2 separate regions of the Mus musculus genome follow, and region 1 is linked to region 2. A link is a loop called in an ENCODE intact Hi-C map of the cell type or tissue named here. Cell type or tissue: heart. All regions are shown on one strand. Each heading gives the region's core, and the rest is flanking DNA. Links, peaks and the distances in the headings are about the cores only.

Region 1 (9,755 bases), core at 3,099-7,098, 96 kb after region 2:
GAGAGTGCTCGCATCCAGATTCTGTTTTCTGCCTTGACAAAAATAACCAAGAAAAGGAATTGCAAACCAGCTGCCAGCTACCTGCCTGAAATGTGGGTGTCAGAAGGGGATGGGGGAAGCGGATAGCAGTGCCTGCGTTTCCATTGTAGAGCATTCATTTTTGGAAGAAAATATTACAAATTTACATGAATGAGGAAGTTTCTCCTGAGATATTCTTGCTGTGTTAAGGAAAACAAAGCAGTCTTTTGGGAAAGGGAAAGGATTATCTGGGTCGGAAATGCAGGTAGGAATATGTAAGAGAAAGTTACAAGTGCCTTCCATATGCATTATGGGTATGGATGAGATACTTAGGGAGATGGCTCAGTGGGTAGAGGCACCTGCCGCCAAGCCTGAGAGCCTGAGTTACGATGACCTGGAATTAAATGGTGAATGGTGGGAGCAGACACTTGAGAGCTGACCTTTGACCTCCACATGTTGCATGCAAACACACACGCCAATTAACTAATTTAATAATAATAATAAAGTAAAGATGGTAAAAAAACAAAAACAAAAAACAGTTACCATTGATGAAACCTCAGTGATACGTGATGGGCTGTATTGTGACTTCACTGATATAAAAAGGACTTTCTATATGGGCAGGGCTGAAAGATTGTATCCAGGACTGGGTTTCTATTCTCAAAGCCCTTCTTAAAGCATTTATCATTTATTATTTTATATTTATTTGTTTCATTTTGTGAATGAATATTTTGTCTGCACTTATGTATGTGTGCTGTGTGTGTGCCTGGTGCCTGAGTTCAGAAGATGGCATCAGATACCCAGGAACTGGAGTTATGGATGCTTGTGAGCCACCATGTTTGTGGAGAACTGAGCATACACCTTCTATACGATCTAATCTCTTAACTACTGCACCATCTCTCCAGCCCCTGGTTAAGCACTTTAATTCTCACTGAAACTAAAGACAAGGCAAAGTCAATACCACTCCCAATTGTGATGAATTGTGATGAACCCTGACCATGTGAGGTCCATGTGGGACTCCTGTTCCCAAAGAAAGGACCTGACAAGTGCCCCAGGATTCTATGTGTTAATAATAGAGATCATGAGGATCTCTGACCTATAGGGCATTCCAGACACAGGAAAGGGTAAGGACATTGATTGGAGACGTTTCAAACACATTATTACTACTGTTAGAAAAGTTCTTAATATGAAGCCCTCTAGGTATCTCCAAGAAAGGAAGTAGTTCAAACTAGTGGCCTCTGTCTAGAAACCCATTCAGGTATGTGGAAATCCTGACAGAGTTCAAGGTGCTACTACCCCTTGTCTCATCCTGTTGTGATTCTGGTCTCTAGTGGGCAGGCAAGATACTGTTCATGAGGTTTTTGAGGGAACAGGCATCTTTATTCTAGCTGGTGCATCAGATATATACAGGTTGCATTTGACAAAGTAAAGCCCAGAACTCCCAAATGAATCTTGTCTTAAGAAATACACGATCAGTTGGATGATGGCAGAGCATGCCTTTTAATCCCAGAAATTGGGAGGTAGATCTCTGTGAATTTGAGGCCAGCCTGGTCTACAGAGCAAGTTCCAGGACACAGAGAAACCCTGTCTTGAGAAGCCAGAGAGAGAGAGAGAGGGAGGGAGATACAGGACAGACAGACAGGCAGACAGAGATAGAGAGACACAAAGAAATGCATGCTCTCTTGTATAGCTAGGAGGCCTGCTGATAGACCTGGCTTGGGGCATGAGTTCTTAGAGAGAACATCCAGGCTCACTATTCTTAGCTGCATTTTGCTCTGAGAGCTAACTTTAGTCTCAAAGGAACTCTTTCCATTCAGTAGGAAAATGGTTTTTGAAGACTTGAAACACATTTGTTCCTTAAAGACCCTTCTAGAAAAGTCTTTTATGGCTTATGTTGATTCCAGAAATGAAGTTGGTATTTGGACAAGAGTAAGATTATTCTTGCTTGTTCCTGAGGCCAGAATAGGAGGTTGTGGGATGACAGACAAGGATCCTATTCCAAAAGATAGAATGCTCTAAAGTGGTCAGTGAGTCTTATCTGTTTTTGCCTCACCCTCTAGCAACTTTGAGAGGATACTTGGCAGTACTTGCCTCCTCGGTCTTTTCTTTCTACCCTTTGATTCATGACTAGGCTTACCGTCTTATTCCTCTTCTGCCAAACCCAAAGGCCTGTGTTGGTCCCATTCTTAGGACTGCTGTTTCAAACTAAAGCTAACCTGCTTGGTGGACCCAGATGCTAGCCGCCCTCAAAACGGGCTACTAGTTAAGTTAACTGGTTAGTCAAGCAACTTGTTTAAGGCCCTGCAACTTTTCTTTCTTCTTTGCATATGGAAGTAGCAGTTCCCACTGCTTAGAGTTGTCATGGCAAATTAATGGAATTATGCATAGAAAGTAGTCAAATGCCTACCTGCCACAGGGCAAGTGCTTACAAGTGATGGCTGACATTACTACTGAGACACCAACTTTGCTACTCTTGTCCCTCCCTAATTGCAAAAGCCTTCTCTTCTCTATTAGTCCACATATCTACCATCTCATTAGCTGGTGCCTTCTCTTGTCTTATACTTTTGTATTCAAGATTTGGTGTGTGTATGTGTGTGTGTGTGTCTTTGCCCCCCCGCCCAAAGCTATTTCATCCACTTGGTGATACCAAGTCCTATTTCTCATTGACAATTCTGCAAAGTTCCTGAGCCCTAATCTGACTTTTGGGACTAGGTAGTGTTATGCACATGAGAATGTCTCAAAAGAGCTTCAAGCAGAAGTCATTATCCTCCTCCATATAAACTAGTCCCTGTTCCTTCTTTAACTATATCTCATTTAGTAGCTAGATTTACTCTCGCTAATGCTTTACATCTCGAATGTCCCTCCATTCTGACCTCCTGTGCCTATTGCCATGGCTCATGCTTTGGGGCCAAAGTCTATTATAAATTATCATCAGTTTTCCCACTATAGCACATCTTTTCCTTGTCCCCCAAAGTCATGTTTCTGCAAAACAACCTGGTAATAAGGACTCCCACACACAGCTGAAGAGTCCCACTGCCTTTCCATCCAACACGGTGCATTACCCAAGTTGCCACAGCTGTTTCCCCCAGACCTCAACTACACTTTCAGATGTAACATCATGCCCGTGCTGTTTCCAGGAGTTCCTTCTGTTTGTATACTGGGGTAGCTGCTGCTTATGCCCCAATCAAGTGAAAGAACCTGTCCAAACTGCTTCCCTCAGTTTCCCTGCCAAATGAGCTATACCATCCTCAGTGGTTCTTGATTCTTGACGTGCATCTCTGCAGTAGTCTCAGTGTTTGTTGTGTTTTATGTTTGCAAGTTATAGATTGTTCAAATCAGACAAGGCATGCCTACGTTTTGAGGCCCTGAAAAAAGTAGATTAATGACTGTATTAGTGAGGCAAATATAAAATCTATACTAAAAGACTACCCAAATTTCTAGACTCTGAACAAAATTCATAATTTGTCACCTGCCAAAACATATTCTGGAAAGAGGTACTCATTTCAACTTTCCTTTTTTTTTGTTTATAATCATGTAAGGAGTTGAAAACTCACAGCTATTTTTACTGGGATAATGTCTTACCCAGGAAAGGAGAGACCTAAAGGATTTCATGGACTCTGTGGATCAGTGGATCACAGGGTACAAAAGGAAGATATTGAACACCTCTGTTCACTCATGGGATTATCATGGGAAACAGTAAAGCTTGTATTAACTAAAATTAGATTAGACTAAAATGTTCAGCTATAAGAAGTAGTATTCCTTCCATGCTACTGGGACAGGGAGAGTTTCATCATGATGGAAGTGCTCATGGTCTGAGCATAGGAAATAATAAGAATCTTGCAATAGAATAAATCAGAAAATGTTTGCATGATTGTATCTAAAGAGGAAATGCTGTCTTCCATGAAGCCAGCTACCCTCAGCTCAACCCCCGAGCTTGTCCTAGGGTTCCTAGATTGGAACTTTGGCATCATAGGCTTTTAGCCCTGATATTGAGAAAGAATGTATCCTTCAGGGCATGTAGTTTTCTTACTGTCACCTGTGTCCCTGCTGCTGCCTGCCCTCCTTTGTCCTGAATCCTGGCTATCATACCTCTTAGCATTTGCTTATACACCAGTTGGGTTCAATACTGTTATGTTTTAATCCTTTCAGAAATAAGTTTGAGGGGGTTGCATTTAGACTTTTGTTTAGGCTGTGTGTTATGTATTTATTTTTCTTTAAAATACAAACAGAAGCCAGTTTTTCTTACATAAAAGAATTTGCAGTTTTACCACCCAGAGATAACAGCTGTGGTTTCCTTAGGGATATCCTCTAGCTTAGTATTTTTTTCCATATATTCTGTGAGTAGGAGTATTGTGTACTTGTATTTCTATGTACCTAGTGTACACCTGATGCCACAAAGGCCAGAAGACATCAGATATTTGGGGACTGCTGATGCAGGAGCTTATGAGCCACCATGTGGCTTCTGGGTGATGTGAACTACAGAACCATCTCTCCAGTTTCTTTTATATTAACTGCATCCATTTTTTTACAAGCATGTACACTACTAAAATATTTCTATTTCTGCCATTTTAATTGTATGCTATGGGTTCTTTTCTTATCTGGGGCGATAACTGTAGTTCAGTATTTTATGATACTAGTTTTAACTAAATTTTTTAATAGTAATCTTTTTGAAGTCTTATTAAAACCTAATATACTGAAACGCGAACATTTTGCTTAATTTAGGAGAACACAAACTTCATTTCATCCCTGCCCTGATTGGGCCCTTTCTGGAAGTAACCTTGATACCCCAGCCAGATCTCCGGAATGTCATGATTCCTATTTTTCACGATATGATGGACTGGGAGCAAAGAAGGAGTGGCAACTTTAAACAGGTAGGCAGTATTGCTCATCAGGACTGACAGGGGGTGTCACTTCCCTGTCTGGCGTCTTCACAATTTCTCCATTCATCTCTCTGTGGAGAAATGAACACTGGTTCAATGGCCCCAGAACCAGGTGAACCCGTTCTCCCTGTACCACATAGCCTTGGATACATGCCTCTGGCTTTTTGTTGCCCTGAGCCTCCAGGGAAACCCTGGAATCCCATCTTATTCCTTTCACCAAAAACAAAATTCTTTGACATTCCAGATCTGTATTTAAGAATGTACAGAGAGGGTTGTTTGCTCCCAGCTGGCCGGGACTCAGAGGAACTGGAAGGTTAATGACTCTTTCAGCCATTGAGTTCTCAGTGGTCTGCACATTGTGTTTGCTGAATGGCTTAGCTCTGAGCATTTGATTCACAGTGTGTTTTATTGCTCTTAGCTTGGAGCAATGAAAATTAATTTGAAGGAGAAAGCAGTGGAAAATCTCACAAAGGAAATTCCAAGGGGATGAATCTATCGTTTCTTGCTGACTTCGGTTCTAATAGTGGTGCTCCAGTTTGAGGAAGACAGACATCCTGATTGCAAAATCAGATCTGTAAAGAATCAGCCACTTTTGCTGGTCCAAGTCTGTTGGGGGAAGTAGGAAAAACATGCTCTCACATATTGACTTCTCAAACTTGCTTACCCACAGGATGTGGCCCACCTCCATACTTCTCCACATGAGGCCTTCTTCAAACCTCAGAAAAGTGCTTGTCATCTGTATAAGCAATTTGATTGCATGCATAGACCTTTCCTATTGCCAAGAGTGTGGGCATTTCTCTTGTTATTCGTATATACATTTATTTTTAAGAAAGCTAATGGCTGAGTGAAAAGCTATGAACACACTGTGCTTGGTAGGGGGTCCCACTTTCCTTCCCTCTTATCTTTATCTCCTGATTGACATTTGCTTTAAAGAAATAACTGGGCTCAGTCCTTTGACAAAGTTGAATATTCGTCTCAAGCCCAAATTGCTTTAACACTGGCTAAAGGTTGTCATTTTCTCTTGCCTCGTTTAGATAAAGGGAAATTTTTCCCTTTCTGATATTCAAGTTATAAAGAATTTATGTCCTTGAAAATATAAATGTTTTGACTACAGTTTTCAGGAAATATGTCCTTTCACTCTCCTGCCGCTTACTGCTGACTTAGACTATTTCTGTGGCTCTACCATCTGTACATGGCTAGGATGGATTCTCAACTTCAGCAAAGATTTAGTGCAACCTCAAACTGTTTTAGGAAAGAAAACAGATAAAAAGCACATTTAAGATTTAAATTAATGTATTTGGGCATGCTAGTTTGCTGATGTTCTCAGATATAGTGATGTAAAAAAAAAAAAAGAAAAAGAAATGGGACTTGCCAGTTTTTATAGTCCCTAAAAGAAGAACCGAAACATTTAAATTGGGCTGCTAGCATTTATGTTGGGATCCCAGATAGATAGATGCTGTCCTTGGCAGCAGAAGAAGCTAGCTAGCCAGGAGTATGAAGTCATGTTGACTGCATCTAAATTAGTCCCCTAGAATTCCAAAGGGAGGCTTGCTATTAACCATGGCTGACAATGTCACTTTGACAAAGTGTATCACGGCTTTCCCCTGGCATAAAGAAATACATACCAATTTGCCTAAAAATCTTGCATGGGAAGTGGGAGGAAGGAGAGTGATATTTGGGTGTATTTCAGGTGGAGGCCAAGCTAATTGACAAATTGGACAGCCTGATGTCGGAGGGCAAAGGTGATGAAACGTACCGTGAGCTCTTCAACAGTATGTGAGTAATGTGTTTCTCTCCACTTGGTTCTATTCAGGACATCTGGTGTCGGTCCTGAGCCGTTCTGCACCACAGTAGACGAGAGCTACAGAGACAGCTTGGGTCTCATAGGAGAGCTTTGTCTTTGTGGAGTGTGAAATAAAGGATAATTGCCTACCTCTAGCAAGTGGATCTTATTATGTTGATGATTAGTTATGTCTCCTTATTTTAATCTCCGATTAGGACAGGTTGCCTATGTTACATAACAAAGCTCACTCTTTTCACGCTTGGTAATTTCAAGGGAAAATAAGGCCATTGTTATAAGATAATGATTTTAAAGAGAGTTATGAGTGGGAGAGGAGAAAAGTGTGTGATTATAACATTTGTATACAGTGTTTTCCAAAGTATGACTCTGGCTGATTTGCTGTTAGAAAATTAACTTCGTTTGTGCCTGATGATCAGCACCTGCTTCCATGCTGACCATTTTTTTTGGCTTGGGACTGTTAAATACTTCCCCAGTGCTGCTTATTAGATTGCCACCAAAGCAAGTCATTTCTAGTAAATTTGGTGTTTGGGATTTGCAAAGAGAATAGGAAAAAAAAAAAAAAAAAAAGAATGGAGTTCTAGGAAGGGACTTCTAGATGGTCCCAAGTGATCCAATGTGATCACAGTCTCAGGATGGATTGCTTGTATCAAGTATCATCTAACTGTAGGAATAGCCAGAGTTGAGGCATGATAATGTCTCAGCGCTTTGGGACTTCCCACCTGGCCTGTGGGTTTTTTTATGATCTTATAGATCTTAGTCATTTTGAACCTAGTATTTTTATAACGTATTTTTCTTTTAACCGAGAAGATTAGCACACTGAGTTTGGGGAAATGTTCTGATTTCTTTCAAGAGTGTAAAACTAATACATTTCTCTCCTAGAAAATACACCTGTGTTGGTATTAATGCCCAACCATCACCTAAGTGGCGCTCATAGCCAAGTGCAAGTCCAAGTTGACTTTACATTCATTAATTAGCAGCTGTGCAACTCTGGATGTGTGGGTTTTAAGAATGCTATCTTAAAACTGAAAGGTTTGACAATAGGTTGGGGAGTCTTCAGCTTGCCTGATTTATAGTCATTCTTGGAGCTTTCAGGAAAACTATGTAGAAAGGAAAAAGAAAGGCTTCGGGGATTTCATTTGGTAATCAGTTACATTGTGAACAACGAGTGCCATTTTCTCTTGATACTGTAATTCAGCCAAAACTTTTGCTAATTATTCACAAGCTCCCTGTTCATTCTTGTTTACAAAGTGTCTGTCTTTTACGACAGCTGGAGTTTAGCAAGAATTCAGATTAAAACCTCATCCAACATAATAAATTGCCTTTGAAAAAATGCTTTCGTTTCAGTTCCTAGTCCTTGGTTAGAACAAAGAGCTAAAATACAAAAGCATTCGGTGGAATGAAACCCTTGAGATTTGTGATTAATTATTTATAATGAATTCATAAGATTAATAAATGCATGCTCTGTTTCTTTAATGCCTCTTATCTACATTAGTAAGGGGCTGATAATTTGCAGTTTGGATTGCTTTTATATAAATATGACTGTGAAATATAAGATGTACGTTGACACTAGAATCAAAGTAATAATTAAACCTCTATAATTATTTTATATTTTAAGGGACCAGATTTGTTCAATGGATTCTTTTGTTTACTTTTAACATATTACTAGAACATAAAAAAAATCATAATAATAAAAATAAAGTTTAAAAGGGCTATAAATATTTTTCTTTAATGCTTTTATAGTCAGCATATTAGTAATAAAGCACATTCAAAGTGACAATTAAATAGCATTACTACCTTGTCTCAGGAAAGAAAGTGAGAATTCAAGTGGATTTCAAGGAAACAATAAAGTCCTTTTATTTGCGGGGCTAACAATCACAGTGGATTAGTGTAATCATGGTGAGCTGCTGCACACGTTATGAATTAGGAAGGCATAGATTCTCATTTACTCTGAAATTCATGCCTAAAACTTGATAAAATTAGTTGAGAAGATGGAAGCCTGGAAGACACTCCCTGCTTCTGAATGCTGTGCTTGGGAAATCAGCCCTTAGACGGAGACTTTGAGTCTCTGTGTCGTAGGCTTGCCAAGAATCCCTCTCACTTTCAGTAACTCCCCACAGCGTCTGCATTTGTGCTCATTATCTCTGCTTTTTGTAACAGTGGGATTCCCTATTTTTGAAAACACTGCAACCGAGGCCGACAGACCACACTGTGAGATACTCAAAATCAGGCCTCGGAGCTTATCCGCTGCATTACTGGCTCCTCTTAACTTATGATCTGGCCTTTGTGCAGGCAGGCTTGGGTTGAGCGAGGATACCACAGAGGTTCTAACACTGGGGAGGTGCAGCAGAGCTGCCACTACCCTGAGGCACCCAATTAGCTTTGCAAAGGAAAGTGGCATCCGTCTCAGTTCTCCCTACACTCTGTCCTGTCCTCCACAACTCCAAATTATTCCGAAATCCTTAAGCAAGGGTCACATGTTTCATCACTGTTTGGATTTGGGAGATTAATTCTATAACACCATGCCTCAAGTATCCCAGTCTGCTGTTTGGGTTGCTCAAGGACAGCATATATGTCAGAACAGTGTTCTCAGCATTAGCCTGGTATGATACAGAAAACCAGATTGAAAATAAAACTACCATAGTCCAGCCCCATTTCCTTCATGGTAAGCAAGACTGTAGTCTGTCCTTCTGTCCATCTGATGGGAGAATACCATTGGAAAATCCGGAACAAAACTGTGAGAAACTGTCTCTTGCTTTATGAGATGAGGTCTCAGAATACGCCACACAGGCACTAGAGCGTGGCTACAGACCAGGAGAAAACATCCAGTCTCATCCAAGGTATCGAGAAAGACCGCTTCCCTGTGTTGATAGCCTCCTCGGGTTGTATCAGGGGAAGTGTAAAGCGGGAAGATCCCCAAACGAAGGAATAAACCTAACCAAGGATGCAGATGGGCAAGGCTCTAGACTTGCTCCTAACATTTGGTCTCGAGTCACTGAAGGGTGTGCACAGCTCTGCCTCTTTTGAGAGGATGATGTAGCTCTGATTTTTGACTACATGGG
Region 2 (11,236 bases), core at 4,288-8,287:
AGTGAAAATTCTTCTTTAATGCTTAGTAAGGGGGTTTGCACAGTTGAAATAAATGAATCAATTCGCTGAAAATAAACTCAATTCCAACAGAATTCTGAACAAAGGGAAAATGACATGGAAAAATCTGGATAAACACTTAGAAGATATAGAGAAGTGAATGGAAAGGCCAGTATGGGTCTAACATGGCTTACGGAGGTGGTACGGGTAAAGAAAAAGTGGCAATATTTGAATGTTAAGGACTGAAGAAATGGAAGCACTCAGATGAAAGAAGAGAAATCATAAAGCAAGAAGATGCAATTCAAGTTGTATCTCAGTAAGTTGCGAAACCACAGAACACTAAAGCCCAAGCTAAAATCCAGGAGGAAAATGCTGCTTACCTCTCTGCCCTCCAGTGTAGCATCAGCAATTGTAAAGGTCAGAACATCATAGGAAGTCGCAGAATTGCTTTAGGGAAAGGGCCCCCTTTGCATTCTACATCTTGCTACATTATACCTTCCAAGTGAGAATGATTCCAATTTCAAGTAAATAGTTCTAATTTCAAATAGAGTCATAGAAACCCTAACATCCACATTCATGAAAAGAAATAGGAGTAACCATAAGGAAAAGGAAGACTGAGACCAGGAGCAAAGAAAGACACATGAGAAGAGTGTGCAGGGAGGATGGGAACATGGCCTTACATACACCTAAGCATCAACAAACAGCACGAGTCAAAAGATGTCCTCTTTAGAGATAGGATGTCTTTCCCCCCTCCACCATTGCAGGAAGAGGCATGCACAATTTGTCAAATACAGACTTTAAGTCAATCGTTTGTGTTAATTGTGTTTAAAAGTAGAAATGGAATATAGTATTTCCAGAATAATAGGACAATAGGTAAAATATGAAAACCCAACTCAGAGTCTTTAAAGTCATGGTTTTGCAGTTTTACTTTGTTACATTCACAGTTGTGTGCTATTTGGTTCATTAGAAATGAAGGGGGAAAAAAAAAGAAAAATCTAAGTCATTGAAAACCTGTAAGGCAGGAGGATGCCTGGATGGGCTTGCCAGCGGAGCAAGTTTGTCTCTGGTTCCCTGTTCTGGTTTATATCTGGATAATCGCACCCAAAGCCCTGTGTGATTAGGGACCTTTCCACCTTCATATCTCTGTTTGTCCCACTTACATCTTGTTCCCACCTTCTAGGTTAGAGCTATAATGTTGATAGATAGCTTTGTCTTGGAACCCTCCACACAGGACTGGTCATGTACTCAGTAAACCCTGGGCTCTGTATACTGATAAAAAGCCAGGCCTAGTAAATGTTTTCCTCCTGCCTTATTTATTGTATTACTTCCTAAAGTTTTATTCTACTTTAATTGGTTTCTGTTTGTTATATTTTATTCTTCCCTCCCCATCCTCTGCCTCTCTGACCCAAGACAGGGTCTTGTGTACCCAAGACTAGCTTTGAACTTGCTTCTGTAGCTGAACAACCTTGGGTCCTCATCCTGCCTCCAACCTCCTGAGTGCTTGGATTGTGGGTATGGACCACCAAGCATAGGTAAAAGGAGTGTTTCCTCAATTTATGGCAATTGGGAAATGTTTGCAACGTAGAATGGAACCTAGTTTGTTGGTTTTCGTGGCTGGGAAGAATAAGGGAGAAATGAATGACAGATCAGTATCCAATAGCAACTCTACGACAGTTGCAGCCACCCCTGCTACCGTTTTAGAGCAATTCCTATCAGGCTTTACCTAAAAAGTTTTGTAAAATTTATGTCATTATGTTTATATTTTGGAGATGGGAACCGAAGCATGGAGAACTCCACATTGAGACAGCATCCTTCAGCCTTCTCATGCACTTTTTAAAATGGTACACTTAATAGCATATATTTAGTAAATGTTTGTCATGATTTTCCATTTTGCATTGCTGTGTATTCACAGCTATCTGTTATTTGGTTCATTAGTGACAAAATGGCTGATGTAACCTAAAATCAAATCTGGCTGCTTCTTACAAATTCATGCTGTGCTTGCCACTTTCAATATAAAAAGGCAGAATTTCATAAGCCTAAGAAGAGCCATCTTCTAAAATGAGTTATCTCTAGTCCCCATAAAATGAGAGTCGCCAGTCAACAGAGCCTCAGCCTTTCTTTATGCTGCTGCTGTTCTCTGAGCATGATAATGAATAATACAGTTTCAGGGTTGATTAGGGTTTGCTTTGTTTGTCTGTTTGGTTGGTTTGTTGTTGTTGTTTGTTTGTTGTTGTTGTTGTTGTTTGGCAGACTCCAGATTAACTAATGACTATGCGTTTGCTTAAAATTACACAGCAGGTCTTTCTAATTGGAGCAAATGTCGAGGCTGCCATGCAAGCTCAGATTGATGATGATGTTTCTTCTAGTAAGGGCAACATGCCTCCCAGAGCCAGCTCTCTTTGAACGTAGTTTTGGGTACTGTTCCTGAGGCTGTTACAAAATGCCCGACAAAATCAACTAAAAAGAAGGTTCGTCTTGGCTTGTAATCTCAGAGGCGACTTGATCCATCCTAGCATGATACCAGGAACAGGAAGCCACTGAGTACAGTTGGTCCTCAGTCAGGAAGAGAGATGAATGCAGATGCTAAGCACAATGTCTCCCTTTCCTCTTTATTCAGTCCAAGACATCAGCCCGCTGGTGTGTAGGAAATACAATCCACATTCAGGGTCGATCTTCCCTTCTTTAGGTAAACCTCTTTGGAACCACTCTCAAAGCAAATGTGTGTCTCTCAAGTGATTCTCAATCTAGTCAGGTTAACAGTGAAGAATAACTTACATCAAGGGCTAGAAAGAAAAAAAAGAGAGATTGTAAAACATTATATATTTTCTAAAACTAAAAGTAACTTAGTTTTTTGGCTAATTTTATCGGTTATCATAGAGCTCTGTATAATTTTTCTCTCAACTTAAAAATCTTCTCAGCAATAATTTTCTGTATATTGCACTCATACTTTGCCCCAACTATCTTATTGTCTGTTAACTTATATGTATCTTGACTTAGCAATTCCTTAGGACCAGAAATTCTGTGGTATACATCCTTGTATTCTCTCTTCTGCCTCCTTACACCATAAGCTACCTATCCCCATACTGATCATATCAAACAATGGTAGGAATCCAGAAAAGTATACAGACCGAACTTTGGAAGTGACCACCTCTGAGAATGCCTAGATAGTAAAGTAGCAAGGATGGAAATAGAAAGCCAATTCCTCTTTTGTGAGCTTTCCCACTGGCATGAATGAGTAGCCCTGAAAGATTAAACTAAGCTCTGAATACCTAAAGTGATTAAGAAATTCTCTTTTTCCCCCACTTGGGTTCATTAAATATAATTGACAAATAAAAAATATATGGGATTACATTGTAAATGTGATCCTGTGATTTATGTTCACGTTATGAAATGAGTAAATGAAGGTACTTAATGTATATGTCATCTCACATGCTTATATTTATTTGTTTGTTTGTTTGTTTGGTGTGGTGAGAACCTTGAAAATCTAAGTGAAATTTTCTATCCTTTCCAGAAGTCTTCGCGTGTCCCCCATCCCCCTACCAGCTCCACTTACCCTCAGCCAGTCTTCAGTCTTCTCCTGTTCTTTTTTTTTTTACATCAGTATGTAAATATTTGTCAAAACTCCCCTTTGTAGTGATGAGCAATTTTTTACCCATTCTGTTGATAGTGTTCTGATGATATTCTGTTGATAGTGTTCTGATTTATTCAGTGTGTGGTTGTAGGGTCACAGTAACTAAGGACCACTATAAAAATAACATCAACAATCTCTATGATGACAAAATAAATAGAAATGTCATGATGTTTCTGTGGAGCTGCTTCTTGTGGCCCAGCTGCTGGCACCATGTGTTGTCTTTTTATTTTAGTTTGTTTGCTGAAATTATACACTTGCTTCATAGCTAAGAACAACCTTGAGTTTCTTCCTCATCCTCTTACCTCCACTTCCTCAGTGCTCGGATCGAGGGTATGGATCACCAAGGCTAGATTAAAGGCGTACTTACTTAATATATGGCTAGTGGGAAACTTGTGGAACTTGGGAGAGAGCCTAGTCTGTTTTCATAGCTTAGTTGTTCTGTAGTGAAGAGTTGTAGTATGTGGGGAAGCCTAACTGTTTGGAGCAGGGCTTGTGTCTTGTAGCCAGTCCTTCCATTCAGTTGACTTTTCCACTTCTTGATTGTGAATTCTTCATTCTGGAGAACATGGGTCAACTGCAAATGACAATTACTGCCCCCACTAGCACCAATTTTTGTCACTAGGATAGTGAAATTAACCAGAGTTAGGACTTTTTTCTCTATTTTTCTAATTTCTAGAATGTATCCAGCATGTAAGTAATTTTCCTTTTCCCATCCTGTCTTCTCTAGGTTTCCCCCATCACTTTGGAGTTCCCTTCTGACATCCTGGCTGCCCCCTGCCTGCTGCTTTCTTGACACCCTTCAGTCTTTTGCCCTCCCTTCTCCATGTCACTTGCTCTCTAGACATCAATGCATCTCCTGTGCATTATTGCTCTCCCTCCATCCTTTTCTCTCCTGACAGGGCACTTTCTCTTTCTCACATCTTCTTTAATTTCTCCAGGATTCCATTATCTCTAAGTGCTTTTTTTTTCCTTTTTGTTATTTAATTCTCTAGAAAGAATTCACTTTTTGTTTTTTGTTTGTTTGGTTGGTTTTTGTTTTAAGGAGGTATTGAAGGAGGAAGGAAGTGTGGAAGGGGAAGAGACTGAAGGCTAAATAAATGTGGCACCCATTGGGTAAACAGGAATCCTAGCTGGTTTTGCCCATTCCTCCTCCTATCCTGAAAATGACGGTCTATGATTTTTCCTTCTTGCAGAGATTTTCCCCTTCTTTCTTTGTATTTGCCACATGGTGCTGCAAGTGTCCCAGATCAGGCCCTTCCACAGACGTCCTGATAAGATAATTGTCATTTGAAAAATATAATAGAATCTCAAGATCTGTGTCAACTCCATCTCACTCTCTAAGAATTCTGGGACTTTCAAACAGTGCCTTCCCCAGCGGGAATCATTGTTTTATGAAACTGTGTGTGGCACATGTGGGTCTTCTACACACTCCAGCTCCTGGTGATGCTGCTGGTGATGGTGTGGGAATTGAAGGCTAAAGGACAATATCGGGAAATGAACAGCCTGTGATGACATGATGGGGCAGTGGGGGCCTGGAGTCAGGAAGAAGAGCAGCTAGGTCAGACAGATTAGAACCCGTGCTGCCTGGTGTTTGTTCCCTGGCCGCAGGGTTTTGAAAGGAATCTGATTGTCCTATGAAGTATCCTGAAGCTGCTCTGCGGGTTGCCATCCATCCACTAGTCCAGATGGCTGGCTTCTTTCTAACTTCAGTCCTCATGACTATGGAAGGGCTGATCGTCCACCTCTTCTGCTCCATATGAGCTGGGCCGGGTGGGATAAAGAAGGGAGAGTTCCAGAGAAGTGCAGAGCAGGTACAAAGTCTTGAAGCCTGCTAGACTTAACTCTCACAGCCCTTCTCTGAGGCACACATCCTATGAGACAAGCCTGGGGCGGGGCTTCCTTTCTAGTTCTCTTCTTCCTTATGAACACTGTTTTAAAACAAACAAGTCAATAAGACACCTCTCACTATTCTGTATTTTTTCATATTGTTTATGGAGAATAAAAGGAAAACCCTCATGGGCCTGTGTTGCACATAAGATTTGCAGGGTTTTTTTTTTTTTCCAGTGTAATTGAGGTCATTTGTATATCGATTTTTAGAGAACATTGTAGTACTGTAAATGAATGACTGGGTTATTCAGGACAAATAATGTTTTAGATTAAAGGTCATCTGTAGATGGCTGTATTATCTTCTTTACTCTATTATCCTACCTCACTTTAGACTGAGTGCAGGTTTTTAAAAAAAAAAAAAAAGACTCACTTTTTTAAAGGAAAAAAAAAGTCACTCTGAGAGGTTTCATTTTCTCCTGCTGATACAGGGGAGAGGGTTTTTGTCTTTCTTGTTTTAAAAATGAGGAAAAGAGGAGGGAATTGAAGACGATGCTGTGTCTTTGAAGTGATGGACTAGCATTTCCCCATTAGTCTCCTTTTTGTTGCTTCTGCCTTAGAATTGAGAAAATTACATATGAAGTAAATGTGCTCTTGTGCATGTCCTGCTGTGATAATTTCGCTGTAATTGGGATAAAGAAGAAAAACAGATCATTTTAAACTGACTGGATTCCTTCTTGTTTGTCATAGTATCCCGTGTCTTAATAAAGTCTCAGAAAATCATGCCACTTTGAGTCTCTGTATTATATCAAATCAAGAATGTAGCCTTGATATTATTCCAATTACTTTTGTTGCTTTAATGTCAAGAAAAATCATTATTATTTTTTTAAAACAAACCTCTTGAATGCCTATATCTTAAGGTTTGTGTCCTGGCTTGTACTATTTGATAGATCATATCGAGGCAGTGTAGGGTTGAGAAAGGGTAAGGCTGCCAAAGAGCCACATTCTGACAGCCAGGGCGCCATGGCTAGAAACCTGCCTCCTGTTCTTAACCTCCTGCCAGTGATTCTCCAGTTCCTAGAAACCGGGAAACTCCAGTGTCGACGTTGGAAGAGCGTTACCTACAGATCCTTCCTAGTCTCTATCAATTCTGCGTGGCTAGTAAAACCTCATACGTTAAGCTTGAGCTTGCGGGGCCGCACCTGCTTCTTATGGACCACGGGTCACTTATGGTAACTGGCCTGTCTCTCCTCTGTTTCAGGATTAGCAGTTTCCCTCCAACTGTTACACGGAGACATTGAACAGATCAGAAGAGAATACTCCTCAGTGTTCTCTCACGGAGTGTCCATAACGCGGAAGCTGGGTTTTTCTGACATTATCATGCCTGGTAGGTGACTCGGTGTGCCCCACAATGGTGAAGGATGCGCATGGTCTCTGCTTTGTCATTTGAGGAAATTGTCACATTGTCAGCTTTGAAGTGTTCCTGGGGGCCTGTGGGAAAACGAAGTGAGGTAAGTGGTAAAGAGCAAATGAAAAAGTGCTATCTGAAGTGAAGTAACTCTGGTGACCGTGGCGGTATTTCTTTTATGACTGTAATAACAGTGAAAGCTGAGATCCCATCCAAAAATATATGATCTCTTTGTGGAGAAGTTTAGGTCATGTTAGGTGATATCCTCTTAGGTCTTTCTATTCTTCGTTTGGTTTTTGTTTCTAAACATGGAGAACAGTATAAGCACGAAAGAAGGTGAGTTATATGTAGAGGATCAAAATGTGATAAAAAATGTATGCTTAAAAAGCCGTGCTCATTGAAATCCAACTTGCTTGAGAGTTTTAAAAGGTGTTGAAGAGGATCTACGCATCTGAATAGTAAAGGAGGTGGTGATGAGGGTGGAAGAGATGAGGGGGTGAGCAGAAGATATAAAAATAAAGCTGTAATATTTGATTTCTTCACCAAACAGATATTTTCAGTACCTCTTTAAAGATAAAATCTTTTAATATGGCTTTTTAATTTTTTTTTATTACACAGTAGGGTCTTCAGAGCTGATGATTTCAGCCTTCCCTAAGTTACAACTCCAAGGGACAACGCCAAGGCTGGCTCTAAGACCTAGCAGACCTGCCTAGAAAAGACCCCAAACATTCTGTATCTCCCACTGTCCCATTTACTGATCTCTTGATTGAAATTCATTCCTGCAGGGAAGGCTGGGATTGCAGCTTGGAAGGTTTTGTAAAATGACCTGGCCCAGTCATCTTTCGCATCTTGCAGGACTGTTGTGGAAAATGACTGTTTATAGATCTGTTTACGTGGTGACATGCTATCCAGTGGCTCCTGCAACCATTCATTTTTTTCCCCTAGTTGCTATAAATAACTGGTATTTCCTCCTTAACAAAAAAGAAAAGCATTCATCCCACTGGGAAGCAAATTGATGGGCAAATCTAATATAAAAAACATATTTAGAGCAGAATGTGGCCAGCTGCTGGGAGAATTCCTCATCTTGGTCCCTGGGCTGTATCACTAAGGAATGGAAAAATATGAAATGGGACTTCTCTGGCTGAAGAACTGTCTGGGTGGCTCTGTGCTTATGTAGCTTTTGTCTGGCTTTAATGATGGGAGGAGCTGGGAATGAGGCTTGCTTCTGCCTCTTGCTGGCAGAGCTCTGTAATGTATGGTTCATACTCTCCAAGCAAACATTCCTTCCAGACAGACACATCTCTGCTTGCCATGAGCCTGCAAGAAAGCTTTTGAAAACCCATCTCATCATTTCCTCTTTTTTTTTCTTTTCTTCCTTGACCTCTTACTATTACAACCAAGCTGGAAATAAGAGCAATGCACGTAGGTTCCTAAACATCAGAGTACAGCTGTCAGACTCACTGGAATTTATACAGTGACAAACAGTCACTGCTCTACTGTCCTTTGTTGCTTTCAAACTAACCAGTGGCTTAGTGGCTTAGTGAAAACTTGAGTTGAATGTTCCAGAGAGGAAATATTTATGAATAACATTTCTGGTCACAGTGCCTGTGGACCGTCTGCAGGCATGGCCCCTCCTATCTCATTTCCTAGACTGTCCTTCAGACTTTATTTGCATTGAGTATTCTGATGGGGCCAGAATAGGTGAGGCCCACCTCACACCAAGAGGATCAGGCTCATTAACACAGACACACAGTCTGTCTGCAAAATGAGACGGAAATGGACACAGAACTTTATTCAGGTCCATAGGATGTTATCAGTGCTTCTTTTTGAAACTGGAAGACCTGGAAGCAGAAGTCCATTCCTAGTCATTGCTGTTGAACTGGGCATGACTTATTGCCTGATCCTAAGGTGGAAGAGGGAGAGGCTGCCTTTGTGCTTTCAAGCCTGTGGATCAGACACTGAGTGCCTATTGTTTTAACTATTCATTTCTTGTTGTTGTTGTTGTTGTTAATTATTTTAATATACTGATTTCTGGCTACAAAAAGTCTTTTTCTAAGATGCCTTATCATTGTGATATACAAACCAAATACTATCTCTAAGGGAAATTTCATGCTACATTCTCTGATGGAAGACAGCTAAAAAAATTTTTTTTTAATTTTAGTTTTTTCTTATTCACTTTACATCCTGCTCACTGCCCCCTTTCCTGGTTACCCACTCTCTCTTCCTCTTCTCCTCTGAGTAGAAGTGAGCCCCCTGGTATCCTCCCACTCTGGCACTTCAAATCTCTGTGATGCTAGGCTCATTCTCTCCCTCTGAGGCTAGACAAGGCAGCCCAGCTAGAAGAACATATCCCACATATGTGCTTTTGGGACAGCCCCTGCTCTAGTTGTTCGGAAACCACATGAAGACCAAGCTGACATCTGCTATGTATGTGCAGGGAGGGCTAGATCCACCAATCTAACACCCTTTCATGTTAAAAGTATTAGAGAAATCAGAGATACAGGATATATACCTAAATATAATCAAAACAATATGCAGCAAGCCAATAGCCATCATCAAACTAAATGAAGCAATTCCCACTCAAATCAGGGACAAGACAAGGCCATCAACTTTTTTTCTATCTATTCAATATAATACTTGAAGTTCTAGCCAGAGCAATAAGACAACTAAAGGGGATGAGGGGATAAAAGTTAGAAAGGAAGAAGTTAAAGTATCACTATTTGCAGATGATAGGATAGTATACATAAGCAACTCCAGAACTCCTACAGCTGATAAGTACCTTCAGCAAAGTGGCTGGATACAAAATTAAGTCAAGGATATTAGTAGCCCTCCTTTATACAAATGATAAATGGGCCAAGAAAGAAATTACAGAAACAACACCCTTTACAATAGCCACAAATAATATAAAATACCTTGGTGTAACTCCAACCAAGCAAGTGAAAGATCTCTATGACAGCAAAATATTTAAATCACTGCTCTCCACAAAAATGTAGGGTGAGCCCAAATGTAATTTCAAATAATGAGTAGCCACTGCTTAAGAAGAAATAAGAAGTGGTAAAATTAATTTTAGCAGCATATGTTATTTAGCTCAGTGCATCCCAAAATATTATCTTGGTAGGTAATCCACATGAAAATTTTCTAATGAGTTATTCACACTGTTTTCCAGTCTCAGTCTGCAAGCTGCTGAGTACTGGACTTTGATGTATTTCTCTCTATATAGCCAAGTCACAGTTCAATTGCTCAGTTGCCACATGGAAGCAGTTACTATATTGGACAGCCTGGCCCTAAATGTCTTAACAGACCCCATGCAAACCAGGCCCAGGCCATCTGGAGTATGAGGAAGGTCTGGGTTCCACAAGACGTCTTGGAACAGCTCTCTTGATGTGTCTGGTAGGTCCTAAGAGGCTGGCTCTTCCCCTCTGCATACCCCTTAAGCACTCACTCCTTCTTACTCTAGGTTTATATTGTAGGTGAATCTGTCATTGTCTTTATCATGATCCCTTGACTTCATCTTCTTGGCCTATGTCCTGTTCCCTGGAGACGAGCTCCCACAGAGTGATTGGTTAAACTGTCACATTTTGCTAGAGAAACCATCATTAACACTTTCTGGGACTTTCTGTAAATCTTTCAGAAATTCTAATCCTAAAGAGAATTAAGTGTAACTGCCAAGGTGTTAGGAGGACATGGGCACTGAGATCTAGAGACTAATTTTGATATTGAACTTAAGATTTATTTACATTTATTTTCCAAATAACTTGGTGATTTATAGGTCTAGGATAATAATAGAATAAATGTTTCCATAGTGTTTCCTTTTTTAAAACAAAAAAAGGGAATTTCATTCTTTTAAATATAGGCATTATGTTTTGCTACTTACTGGTAAAGAAGGGCATGCGTCAGATAGAATGAATCCTTCCTCATTTGGGAGAAAATAGGTTAGATGAATAGAAATGACTATGACAGGATTCAATCTTACTTAAAAATGTATTGCACTTGGTCAAGATCCCTCATGCCTCGCATCCCAGCTATTTGAGGCCCAAGGAAGGAAGGATCACAAATTCAGGGTCTGCCTAATACTGTAAAAGCGTTTTCCAAATTTAACTAAAGTTCACTGTGCTTTGGTTGGAGTCACAAAGATTCTTGGTCACATTAGAGCCATCACTTATGTTGCATATGAACCCCTAGTCACATGGAGAGATGGTATACTTTCAATCAGAAGATGTCAGTGACTAGAGAGAGATGGAGGATTTCCTTCCAGCCACAGGTCAGACTAGACCCAGGGATTGACGTTAATATTTCAAGATTGGCCTGAGAAATTCCTTGGTCAAGTGTTCTGTGGTGACAGTAGCTGAATTCTTTATTCAGAGGGTTACCAGTAG

What was found. A loop is a pair of places that touch in the nucleus more often than their neighbours do. Peaks named below come from ENCODE experiments on the same cell type or tissue, not always from the same donor. Only the 100,000 strongest peaks of a DNase experiment are listed, where the experiment ranks them.
Region 1: a loop joins it to region 2, with 1.9 times the contacts of the local background. A loop is called at or near these places in 1 of 42 quality-filtered maps.

What each region holds. Positions count from the first base shown.
Region 1 is chr12:40,783,491-40,793,245 of GRCm38, forward strand. It overlaps Dock4 (dedicator of cytokinesis 4), which reads left to right. Exons shown (of 53, transcript NM_172803.2): 31 at 4,738-4,886; 32 at 6,586-6,671. Among named protein-coding and RNA genes, the nearest start is that of Immp2l, 240 kb to the right of the region's middle. In heart, for the core only: no CTCF peak of the experiment used is centred there; a DNase peak (open chromatin) is centred at 5,511.
Region 2 is chr12:40,686,201-40,697,436 of GRCm38, forward strand. It overlaps Dock4 (dedicator of cytokinesis 4), which reads left to right. Exons shown (of 53, transcript NM_172803.2): 13 at 6,714-6,839. Among named protein-coding and RNA genes, the nearest start is that of Dock4, 250 kb to the left of the region's middle. In heart, for the core only: no CTCF peak of the experiment used is centred there; no DNase peak of the experiment used is centred there.